Linked DNA regions of Mus musculus: all the other regions are linked to region 2. A link is a contact called in ENCODE Hi-C or POLR2A ChIA-PET data. All regions are on one chromosome and are shown on one strand. The core of a region is the stretch at or near the end of the contact, and the rest is flanking DNA. Distances in the headings are between cores, read along the strand shown. Region 1 holds the start of Tmem169 (transmembrane protein 169). Region 2 holds the start of Rpl37a (ribosomal protein L37a). Region 3 holds the start of Mreg (melanoregulin).

Region 1 (3,724 bases), core at 1,172-3,671, 430 kb before region 2:
GTTCTGATAGCCTATATATCTGAGGAAGGCAGACCAGCTAACACTTTACTAAAGAATTTATCTGTGTGTGTGGGGGGGGGGGGGGCCTGGTGCTTGTGCAGAGGTTGGGTAACTCGTGGAACTCAGTCCCCTCCTTCCCCCATTCCTGTTCTGAGGATTGAACTTAGGCCATCAGGCTTGGCCGCAGGCACCTTCATCCACTAAGCCTTCCTGCCAGCTCTCGGCTAATGCTTTATAATAGTCTACTGTCCAATTTGGGTTGACATAACAACAGAAAACAGCCATTAATTCTGGCGTTAGCAAAAAAACAACAACAAAGACTGAAAAAGCCATAGGAGAGAGTATTTCACATACTTGGTGCTGGAGAGATAGCCCGGAGCTTAAGAGAGCTTGTGCTTCTCTTGCAGAGGGCATGAGCTTGGCTCTCACCACGCACACTGGGTGGCTCACACTCCAGTTCCAGGGGATCTGCCACTTCCAGCCTTCATGGGCACCTGTACTCCCACTCACAGGCCCTCCTCTGCCTCCCAATACACATATATAATTAAAAATACAACAAAACTTTAAAAGAACTTTTTTTCCCATATTCTCTCATGGAAGGCAATCCAATGATAAATACAGCAGTACAATGTTCACTTCTCTTTTAGGTGTAGGAAGTATTTCCCTAGGGACATACCCCAGGACTCTCACAGCATCTCCAGGGCTGAGTGGCCTTATATTTACAGTCATGCCACAATACTCTGTTGGCCGACCCCAGAACTGGTGTAGTGTTTGCCCAATGCAAACTTACTCAAAAAGAGGTTCAACAACTAGCAATCCACAGAAGAGGAACCAAGGTTCTGCAAATTTGCTGACAGAGGCCAAGATCCTGACCTTTGTACTAAACAGGTACTGGTTGATTTTTTTTTTTTTTTAATAATTCCTCCTCCCAGGGGAAGTTTCCTGGTGGAAGACAGGCTGGAAGTAATGGTAAAGTGCAAACTGCAATACTGTCTTGTTTTTTTTTTTTGCAGTGTACTGCTGATAAGATAAAGTCAATCATTTCTCCATGTATTTATTTCTTGTGTTAGTTCAGCATGGAATGTCAAGGCCAAATCATTTCTCATTTGTTCCACTTGATGTCAGATTTTTAAAAATCTACTTGTCAGGGCTGGAGAGACGGCTCAGCAGATAAGAGATCTGTCTGCTCTTCCAGAGGTCCTGAGTTCAATTTCCAGCAACCATATGGTAGCTCACAACCATCTGTAATGGGATCTGATACTGTCTTCTGGTGTGTCTGAAGACAGCTACAGTGTACTCATATACATAAAATAAAATTTTAAAAATCTTTAAAAAAAATCTACTTGTCAAAGCTCTTTGCACAATACAAGCGTCGTGTTGGAAATACTTTTCAAATATGCCTTTATAAACTTTGCACTCTTCCTTCTTACCCACATCTTCGAGGCAGGGTTTCTTTGTGAAACCTCGACTGACTTGGACCTCGATCTGTAGACCAGGCTAGCCTGAAACTCACAGAGATCCACCTGTCTCTGCCTCTTGAGTGCTGGAATTAAAGTCATATGTCACCACCACCTGGGAACAGTTTGCTTTGGGTTAAGAGTAAACCCAAAACCCGGACATGGTGGCGCACGCCTTTAATCCCAGCACTCGGGAGGCAGAGGCAGGCGGATTTCTGAGTTCGAGGCCAGCTGGTCTACAAAGTGAATTCCAGGACAGCCTGGGCTAATAAAAAGAAACCCTGTCTAGAAAAAAACAAAAAAAACAAAACAAAATAACAAAAAAAAGTAAACCCAAAGAAGATGCACATTCTCACATATTTAAATATTAAATGTAACTATTTTCTTCTTGATGGCTTCCTTGTGCGTGTGTTTACGTGATCATTCTAAGTTTAATAACTTTTCCTTTTTCTTGCTTTTAGCACAGGGGACGTGAGAAGAAAATCTGATCAGGGCCTCTCAACATTTCTCGGCTATTCGGAATAAAACCTCTGTTATTTCGTTTTCCCTCATTGCTCAGCTCTGCAGACCGGAGCTTTGCAACCTCTTCCCGGTCCGCCAGCACTCCCCTCTGTCTCTGAACCCAGTTTACCCGAGCTGGACCTCTGCGGACACTAGCCCAGCCCCAGAGGCCTGCTCACGTACCCAGGTGCAGGAGCTCCCGGGAGACGGCTTTTCCAATGCCTGTGCCCCCGCCGGTGACCACGGCCACTTGGTTCTTCAGCAACCCGGCCGCTAGGTAGCTCTGACCAGTCTTCCAAGAGCCCATGGCCACAAAGTGTCTGTCTCTGAGTTCTTGCTAAAGCTAGACCACGTGTTCCTCAGAAGTAGCTCTATTAGTAGCAGTCCTTGGCCACGTAACCAAACAGACCCCGCCCCTAAGTCCGCGTGGTCCCGCCTCAGGCCCCGCCCAGGCCCCGCCTTCGCGGCGCGCTAGGCCTCCTCCCAGAGCTGGACCGCTCCTGGCGGCCGCCCGCAGCCGTCTGCATCCTCAGCTTCCCTCCTGGGTCCCAGTGAAGGTGTGGGTGAGACTCCTCGTTCGATTTTTTTCATATTTATTTTTAAATGTCGGTGACATTGGGGGGAAACGACAGAGGAATGAAAAGAGAGTGAGAAAGAACGAAATGGGAAGGATATTTTCTGTTCTGAAAATCCAATCCTTGGGGCCATAGCTCCCACCGTTAATTAAAATTACATCTCCAGAGCATCTGTGTAGAGAAAGGCTGCAGGTCTGGGCCCTCGCAGTACCGATCTGCAACAGACATCTGGCTGTCTGGGCTTCAGCAGCTGTGTGCAGAGGGCTAGGAAGTGGGGAAAGGCTTAGGTTAGCTGAAGGGAAGCCATCCAGGTCCCAGATCCCTTCTTCTTCAGGGAGGGAGTCGAAAGGGAGGAGGGGGTGGGGCAGGAGAGGGCACACAGTTGCAGTTATCCACAGAGCCTAAATAATGAATGATTAAACAAAATGATTTTAGGCCACCCTCACCTCATTCTCAGTGCCCCACCCAGAAATGAAAAAAAAAAGCACCCTTCCATAGATTTGAGACCTGGTCCGTTTCATCTGGGTTATATAGCAGCAGATAAAGATGAATCGTTGCATGGTTCTTGTAAGATTCATTTCTAGGTTTATGGTTTTGGAACCTGCCTTTTAGCTCCTACCTTCAGCAAGGAACTTATCAGCTCCCAGTTGGTTCCAAGGAACAATTTATTGTTCACATTCTGTTTGTTTTGAATTAATTATTATTATTAATTTTTTTTTGAGACAAGGTCTCTCTCTCTATAGCCCTGGCTGTCCTGGAACTCACTATGTAGATCAGGTTGGCCTGGAACTTAAGAGATTCCCCCTGCCTCTGCCTACTGAATGCTGGGATTAAAGGCATGGGATACCATGCCCTGCCCTTCTGTTTGTTCATTTAAAAATTAACATTACATATGTGTGTGTGTGTGTGTGTGTGTGTGTGTGTGTGTGTGTGAGAAGACGAATTGCAGGAGTCAGTTCTCTTCTTGTACCGTATGGGTGCCACCAGGGATTGAACCCCATCATCAAGCGCAGCAGCAGCAGCCTTGCCCTCTTAGCTCTTTTCTGTTTATCTCTTTCCTTATGTCGGACTATGCTAGGTCATTGGTCTTAATCCAGGACAACAGTCTTTCTAACTTTGCCGGGGGTGCTCTGTTTTCCCTTTTCCAGTCAACAAATGCCATTTGTGTCTGTTTGGGGAGGTGGCGGTTGG
Region 2 (3,623 bases), core at 1,000-3,499:
TACACTTAGGAATATATATATAGAGAGAGATAAATGAATACAATAAGCAATAAATTGTTATAATGCTATTAGTTTGAACAAGAGTAAATTGGAGTATAGGGAAGGGTATGGAGGGAAGAAAGGAAAGGGAAAATGATTTAATTATATTATAATCTTGAAAATATCCAAGAAGTTTTTAAAAAAAAATAAAAAAGCAAGTTAAATCCAGTAACTCCCTTAGGCTGTCTTGAACCCCTTAACTATACTCTGTAGAAACCTTTTTTTGTTTGTTTGTTTTTACAAGTTAAAAAACAAAAATAATACAGTGTAGGGTTTTTCAGTCTTGGCACAGACCAGGTGTGATGTCTGAGTACATGTGTGTATGTATGTGTGTGTGTAGTTGTCTATGCATAAATCATTGTCCTCTTCCTCACTAGAGGATAACGCCACCCTTATCAAATGTCTGCAGATATTGCTGTGTCCTGGGAAGGAGAGGGTAAACAAGATCTCCATGGCTGAGAACCATTTATGAAGTATATAGCAACTGGCATGTTTTTAATAAGCTAGCAAAGAGAGAATATGCTACAATATGCTAGAAACTGGAGTATAACACACATAATGGCATATACTGTTTTATGGGATTCTTGATTTTACTAGATTTGTATGAAGTGGGTCGCTGTGTAAGATGTCTTTCTTACAATGAATTAGAGTCAAAAAGACTAAAAGTCACTAAAAAGAGCAATGTAACCATCCTGGGCCTGTATTTAGCTACTCAAAAAGCTGGCATGGCAAGATAAAGGACTACCTGAATTGTAAAGGGAGTTCAAAGTTGGACAACTTAATGAGACCTTGTATCAGAATAAAAAATAAGAAAAGGCTGGGTATACAGTTCAATTATAGTAACTTGGGTAGTATGTATGAAGCCCTAGGTTCAATCCCAATACAAATAAACACATAAATAAATAAACACAATCTCAAATTATGGTAGACTCATAAATGCTAGCCCCAAATTACATGTTCCAAGAGGAAAACAAAACAAATAGAGGAAAAATTAAATAAATAATGTACAAAAATACTTAAGAATTAAGAGTTTCACAAACTTTCACATTACAAAGAGAATCAGTTCTTTTTTTAAAAAAAAAAAAAAGACAAATCTTTCCGAATATTTATTTATTTTCTATGTATAGATATTTTTCTTGTACACATATCTGTGGACCACGTGAGGTCACAAGGAGTCTCCTAAAAGTAGAGTTACACGCACTTTTGAGCCACCATGTGGGTGGAAAGCAGAGTCAATGAGCCCTCTTTCTAGCCCCAAGACAGACTTCTTTAAAATCAAACACTAACATCATTTCCCACTGGAAATCTTAAAGTTTAAGAAAATCTTAGGAGAGAGAAGTGTTTAAAAATTTCAGAGCCAGGCGTGGTGGCACACGCCTTTAATCCCAGCACTTGGGAGGCAGAGGCAGGCGGATTTCTGAGTTCGAGGCCAGCCTGGTCTACAGAGTGAGTTCCAGGACAGCCAGGGCTACACAGAGAAACCCTGTCTCCAAACCTCCCTCCCCTCCCCCCCAAAAAAAGAAAGAAAGAGAACCACCACTTTAGGGTCTTGGGTTCAAGTAGCCTCTATTCCTTACATTATCCCCAGAACTCTGATCAGCAACATTTCGTAACTCTTTTTTTTTTTTTTTTTAGATTTATTTATTTATTATATGTAAGTACACTGCAGCTGTCTTCAGACACTCCAGAAGAGGGCATCAGATCTCATTATGGATGGTTGTGAGCCACCATGTGGTTGCTGGGATTTGAACTCAGGACCTTCAGAAGAGCAGTCTGCGCTCTTAATCGCTGAGCCATCTCTCCAGCCCATTTCGTAACTCTTAATCGTGACGAATATGACTGTCTCCCAGCCGAACTGTAACTCGGCCTGGGAGCGGATCCTAGGCGTTTACTATGGCCAGCATCTAGCACCCGGCCTGGCGATTTTCCGAAGTATAATATAGTGGGAAGGCAATGCGCCTCAGTCACAAACGTCGCGCTTTAAACACTTAAAGGCAAGCCACCTAAAACCCGTCTCTTCGCGAGCAGAACGCAAGAAATCGCATCTGCTCTGCAGAACTTTGGTTATGTGTAAGCTAAGAAGGATGTGCTTCCAGCTCGTGAACCACTTCTGCGCATCTATGCATTTCTCAGTGGAGACAGCGAATAAACCGCCAGAACACCGAGTTCACTTCCGAGAGAGGAGGTCGCGTCACTTCCGCTCGCCGGTCTAAAACCGCGCATGCGCATTGCGTCCCTTCCTCTTCGGACTTGGGCTTGGGTTCCGGCGACATGGTGAGTGTCTTCGTAACCGCTTTGGAAGTCGCTATCCATCGTCATCTGCCTTAGTCTCCGGCGTCCCGCTCTCAGCCCACCTCGGGTAGTCTGTGCTGTCCCTGTCCTGTCTGCTGTCGGGCTTCTCCCGGCGTCTGGAGCCCCGTACGCGGCCGGAGGCGGCTCGGCGGGGCTTGGCCCAGCGCGGTAGTTAATGCACAATCTGGAGCCTTTTGGCGCTCTGTGGGCGCCTTCCTTGATGGTTGAGCTTGAGGGAAAACAGGATTCAGCCGAGTTTGTGCTCAGCGGCGCGTTGGCGTGCACCGACTGGCTCAATGTCTCTGCTCCGTTCCTTTCCTCTGTCAACAGGCTAAACGCACCAAGAAGGTCGGCATCGTCGGCAAGTACGGGACCCGCTATGGTGCCTCCCTCCGGAAAATGGTGAAGAAAATTGAAATCAGCCAGCACGCCAAGTACACTTGCTCCTTCTGTGGCAAGGCAAGTCGGCCTCGGGTTAGGGAGGAGGGTGCCATTGCTCCCGAGCTAAGGCGGTTTGGGCTCGCTTTTTGCGGAGCATTCGTTGTTTACTTGCAACTAGTGAGGAACTTAAGGGTGAATGGTTTGGAGAGGAAAAAGTCCGATCTTGGGAAATTGATAGCGATGTCAGCGCATCTGTACCAACCCCAAAGAGGTCTGTTTAGCCTGTAAATAATACTCTGCTTGGGTTACTAGAATTTAACTGCTAATGGATAAGCTGGCTTTTCCATAGTTTACTCTCTGGAAGTCTCAGGGATTTTTTTTTTATATATATTTCATAACAAGATCTTAACTACTTACAGACCAAGATGAAGAGACGAGCCGTCGGCATCTGGCACTGTGGTTCCTGCATGAAAACAGTGGCCGGTGGGGCCTGGACCTACAAGTGAGTGTTTTCTCCTGTGGTATAGGAAAGGCTATGGACTGCACAGCCCGTGTTCCAGGTCTGGTGCATATCGGATTTGTTTTAGTTTAAAGCAAATCATGAGTTTGGGTTTAAAAGTTAATAGTTTTTGGTCAGGGCTATACAGTGAAACCCTGTCTCAAAAACAAAGTTATGGTTATAGATAAAAGCTCAGAGCCGGGCGTGGTGGCGCACGCCTTTAATCCCAGCACTCGGGAGGTAGAGGTAGGCGGATTTCTGAGTTCGAGCCCAGCCTGGTCTACAAAGTGAGTTCCAGGACAGCCAGGGCTACACAGAGAAACCCTGTCTCGGGGGAAAAAAAAAAAAAGAAGAAGTTCAGACTTTGATTCTCATATTCCTTTTGAATTGTACAGTCACCATGCTCTTTGGA
Region 3 (3,678 bases), core at 625-3,124, 500 kb before region 2:
CAAAAAAAATGGCTGAAAGTAAATTGAAGGCTGTATTTCATAAGAACCTAGAGTCTAAAGTCCTGAGATAAAAATCTACACGGTTAGCTTTTGCTGTTTAAATTAAAGATAGGTAATTTAGATTTCTCCAAGCCCAAAGTAATCTCAAAATCTAAGTGAGAGGGCTATTAGCAAAAACAACCAAACATAGTATGGTAGCCGGGAGGGGTGGTGAACGCCTTTAATCAGATCACCCAGGAGGCAAACGGATCTCTGAGTTAGAGGTCAGCCAGGTCTACATAGTAAGACAGAGTGTGTGTGTGTGTGTGTGTGTGTATTTGTGTGTGTGTGTGTGTGTGTGTGTGTGTGTGTGTGTGTGTGTGGTGCCTTGGGTATCTAGATATATTTCATGAAACACCTCACCAGATAACAAGATGATAATTCCAAGTCCTGACTCGCAAAAGGGAGATGAAAAGGGGCCACAAGGCCACTTTAGGAAAGGGTAGAAGGCAAAAGGTCACCATTGGCCAGGAGCTTGGAGGGACTAAGAGTAGATTGTTCCTACAGGGGCAAGTACATCCTGCTTAATGCGCTGGAAAATAAGAGCAGACAGGCAGGATGGGTTATGTAACTCTGCAAAGTCAGGGGAAGTGTCTGGACTTGACAGAGTAGGGCAAGGTAAAGCCATGCTTTGCTGCTTCTGCCAGAGTTGTGCAAGCAGGATTGGATTCGTTGCGTGTCCCTTAAGGAAGGGGTCCTGGCTTCTGCGCTTGTTCACCAAGCCTAGAATTCCACCCTACATCCTGTGCCCTAATTTCAATTCTGTTCCCTGGGGCACGACTTGGTGGGACCTCATTCGATAAGGTTAACCTGGCATGGTGGAACTTAATTTCAGCAAACTCACGATAGGGAGGAAGAAAAAAACAAAAAACAAAAAACCAACATTTTAAGGAAAAATAAAAATCACAGTCCTATCTCTTCTCTCTCTAGGAGCCGGCAACCACGCTTGGGTATGTCTTATTTCTGAGTGCCTTTTTCTTCTACCCCTCGTGCTTATACGTATATTAAAGTATCGCTTTAGGGGAAAAAAAAAAAAAGTCAAGCAAAGCTGTGCACAGGGTTCCTTCACAAAGCCTCTTAGCACATTAGCTAATGAGCATTAAATGTCCCCACATTTCAGTTTAAACCCCCGAACAGTCAATTGGCTGTCACTGGTACAGCACGCATAGTTTTATCACGAGAAAGATTTCCTCAGTCACTGAAATCGACTTCTTTCGGTCATGACATTGGAAGAGATAGCCAAACTTTTTTTTTTCATCTCAGTGCCAAGGAAACCCACGCTCGTCCGTCTCATCCGATGAGACCCCCTCTGGAAACTTCTCTTCCCGGCCCTTTCCCCTGCAGCAGTCAGTGGCGTTTCCCAGGGGCATCCGCTGCCTCCGAGGAGCCACACAAAATCTGAACCAAGGATCCGGAGCTTAAATCGTCTTGTGCGAGACCGGGGCCGAGGGGGGCCGGGTGGCACCGCGGTGTGACCTCACAGCACCCCTTCCCCGGTTCAGACGACACCCGGGTCCCCACCCCGCGAGGCGGCCCGATACGCACCTGACCAGCGGCTCCTTCTCGGGCCGCGCGGGCTCCTCCAGGCACCGGCACGGGCAGCAGCAGCAGGCGCTCCGTAGCCAGCGGCGCAGCCCCATGGGGAGCGAGGCCCGGCGCCGGGATCCCGGAGCCGGGCGCGCGATGGCGGCGGGGACGCGGGGACGGGGACAGGGACGGCCGCGGCGTCACGGGCCGGGCCGTGCGCATCACGCCGCGGCCGGCCGTGGGGACGCGAGCTGCGCGTTTGCCGCGGGAGCTTTTCCCTCTCTCTTTTAATTCCCCGGGTGCCGCCCGAGCGCATGCGTCCTGCGACGCCCACGGCTGCCCTCTAGGGAGCGAGCGCGCTCCAGGCGCCCCGCAGAACCCCGGAGGTGACCGCTGAGCAGCAGGGGTCTGCTGCGCGTGGCCGAACCCAACTGTCCTTTTAATTGGCTTCTCTGCAAAGGAAATGGTCTCCCACAATACACGCTTTGTAAAAGTTTTTTTATTTTTTCAAACTTCCAGCCCTTGAACACTCTTAGGGGAAAAAAAAAAAGCAACCGCTTGTGAGTTCTACAACTGTTATATTACAAGAGATTTATTTTTGTAAATTACAATGTGAGTGCTGGGAACAGAATCCTGTCTTGTGTAGCGCCATCTACCTCACCAGCCCCCAGAAATCCCACTTTTGTTTTTTTATGTCCAAGCAGCAGATTACCGCACCAAATGTTTGTGGTTTTGTTTTGTTTGGGGTTTTGTTTGTTTGTTTGTTTTTATCTTTTGAAATTAAAACATTGCATTGCCCCACCCACCCTCACCATTCCCTTTCTCCCTCCAACCCTTCCCATGCACACATTTTTGTGCCTGGCTCTTTTCACTGATGTCATGCAGACTGTATGTGTATCTTTCTGTCTTCCTAACGCAGACCTAATCTTACCGATGCCAGTGTTATTTAACCAGACCGTGAACATAATGGTGAACATGTTAACCAATCCCAGCCTTTTGTACTGAGGGCTGCAGTGCACATCCTTGAACTGCTGCACTTGGGAGCTTCTACACCAACTGAATAAAGATGTGGCAGTCGACTTGCTGTGTCATAAGATGCCCCTTTAATTTTTTTTTTAAAAAAGATTTATTTTATACATATGTGAGAACACTGTAGCTGTGTTCAGACACACCAGAAAAGGGCATTGGATCCCATAACAGATGGTTGTGAGCCACCATGTGGTTGCTGGGAATTGAAATGAGGACCTCTGGAAAAGCAGTCATTGCTCTTAACCACTGAGCCATCTTTCCAGTCCACCCCTTTAATTTTAATGAATCCTGCCAAATTGCTTTCCAGTGTGCAATTCAAATTTAGACTCTGGCATACAAACCCTATACTCAATATAAAATACAAGGTGTGATCGCCCAGGGAGTGTCACTATCAGAAAGTGTGGCCCTGTTGGAGTAGGTGTGTCACTGTGGATGTGGGCTTTAAGACCCTCATCCTAGCTGTCTGGAAGCCAGTATTCTGCTAGCAGCCTTCAGATGAAGATGTAGAACTCTCAGCTCCTCCTGCACCATGCCTGCCTGGATAATAAACTGACCCTCTGAACCTGTAAGCCAGCCCCAATTAAATGTTGTCCTTAGAAGAGTTGCCTTGGTCATGGTGTCTGTTCACATCAGTAAAACCCTAAAGCAGAAGGTGTTTTGCTTCTTTGTCTTGCCTTTGCCAGTCTGATTTACTTGAGAAGTATTTAAGCTATGTGTGAGGCATGTTTTAGGATGGGGATACAGCAGTAAACAAGACCAGCAAAAAGTGAACATTCTGGTGAGGGGTGGTTAGACAAGGAAATAAGCACTTTCCAAGTATGTTAACTTTAAGTTAGTTAGACTAGACTAGTTAGTTAGACTTTAAGTTAGTTAGACTAGAGAACAAATAAGGCAAGAAAAGGGATGAGTGCCATGGTGAGGTGTGCGTGCCTAGAGGTCAAACCCAGGGTCCTGCTCACACCAAACTCAAGCCCTGAGTTACAGGCCCAGGCCCCAGTGTTTTATTTTGAAAAGGTCTCATATAGGCCAGGATGACTTCAAACCCCCTATATAGCTGAACATGACCTTGAACTTCTGACTCTC

What was found. Hi-C counts contacts between places; a loop is a spot of excess contacts on that map. ChIA-PET counts read pairs that join two places held with the same protein, here RNA polymerase II (POLR2A).
Region 1: a map of T-helper 17 cell shows a loop between it and region 2 (3-fold over the local background). The contact joins the promoter of Tmem169 here to the promoter of Rpl37a in region 2. A Hi-C loop is called at or near these places in 1 of 37 maps with a recorded cell type or tissue (T-helper 17 cell). POLR2A ChIA-PET finds 5 or more read pairs at or near these places in 3 of 5 experiments (Patski and embryonic stem cell).
Region 3: a map of v-Abl transformed pro-B cells shows a loop between it and region 2 (4-fold over the local background). The contact joins the promoter of Mreg here to the promoter of Rpl37a in region 2. A Hi-C loop is called at or near these places in 1 of 37 maps with a recorded cell type or tissue (v-Abl transformed pro-B cells). POLR2A ChIA-PET finds 5 or more read pairs at or near these places in 1 of 5 experiments (embryonic stem cell).

Annotation. Positions count from the first base shown.
Region 1 is chr1:72,281,952-72,285,675 of GRCm38, forward strand. Tmem169 (transmembrane protein 169) reads left to right here and starts at 2,422. Exons shown (of 3, transcript NM_175564.4): 1 at 2,422-2,515. Pecr (peroxisomal trans-2-enoyl-CoA reductase) reads right to left here and starts at 2,370. Exons shown (of 8, transcript NM_023523.6): 1 at 2,142-2,370. The coding sequence starts at 2,265. Gm51631 (a long non-coding RNA gene) reads right to left here. Exons shown (of 3, transcript XR_003947863.1): 3 at 2,547-2,797.
Region 2 is chr1:72,709,011-72,712,633 of GRCm38, forward strand. It overlaps Rpl37a (ribosomal protein L37a), which reads left to right and starts at 2,250. Exons shown (of 4, transcript NM_009084.4): 1 at 2,250-2,313; 2 at 2,662-2,790; 3 at 3,132-3,214. The coding sequence starts at 2,311.
Region 3 is chr1:72,210,433-72,214,110 of GRCm38, forward strand. Mreg (melanoregulin) reads right to left here and starts at 1,875. Exons shown (of 5, transcript NM_001005423.2): 1 at 1,585-1,875. The coding sequence starts at 1,679.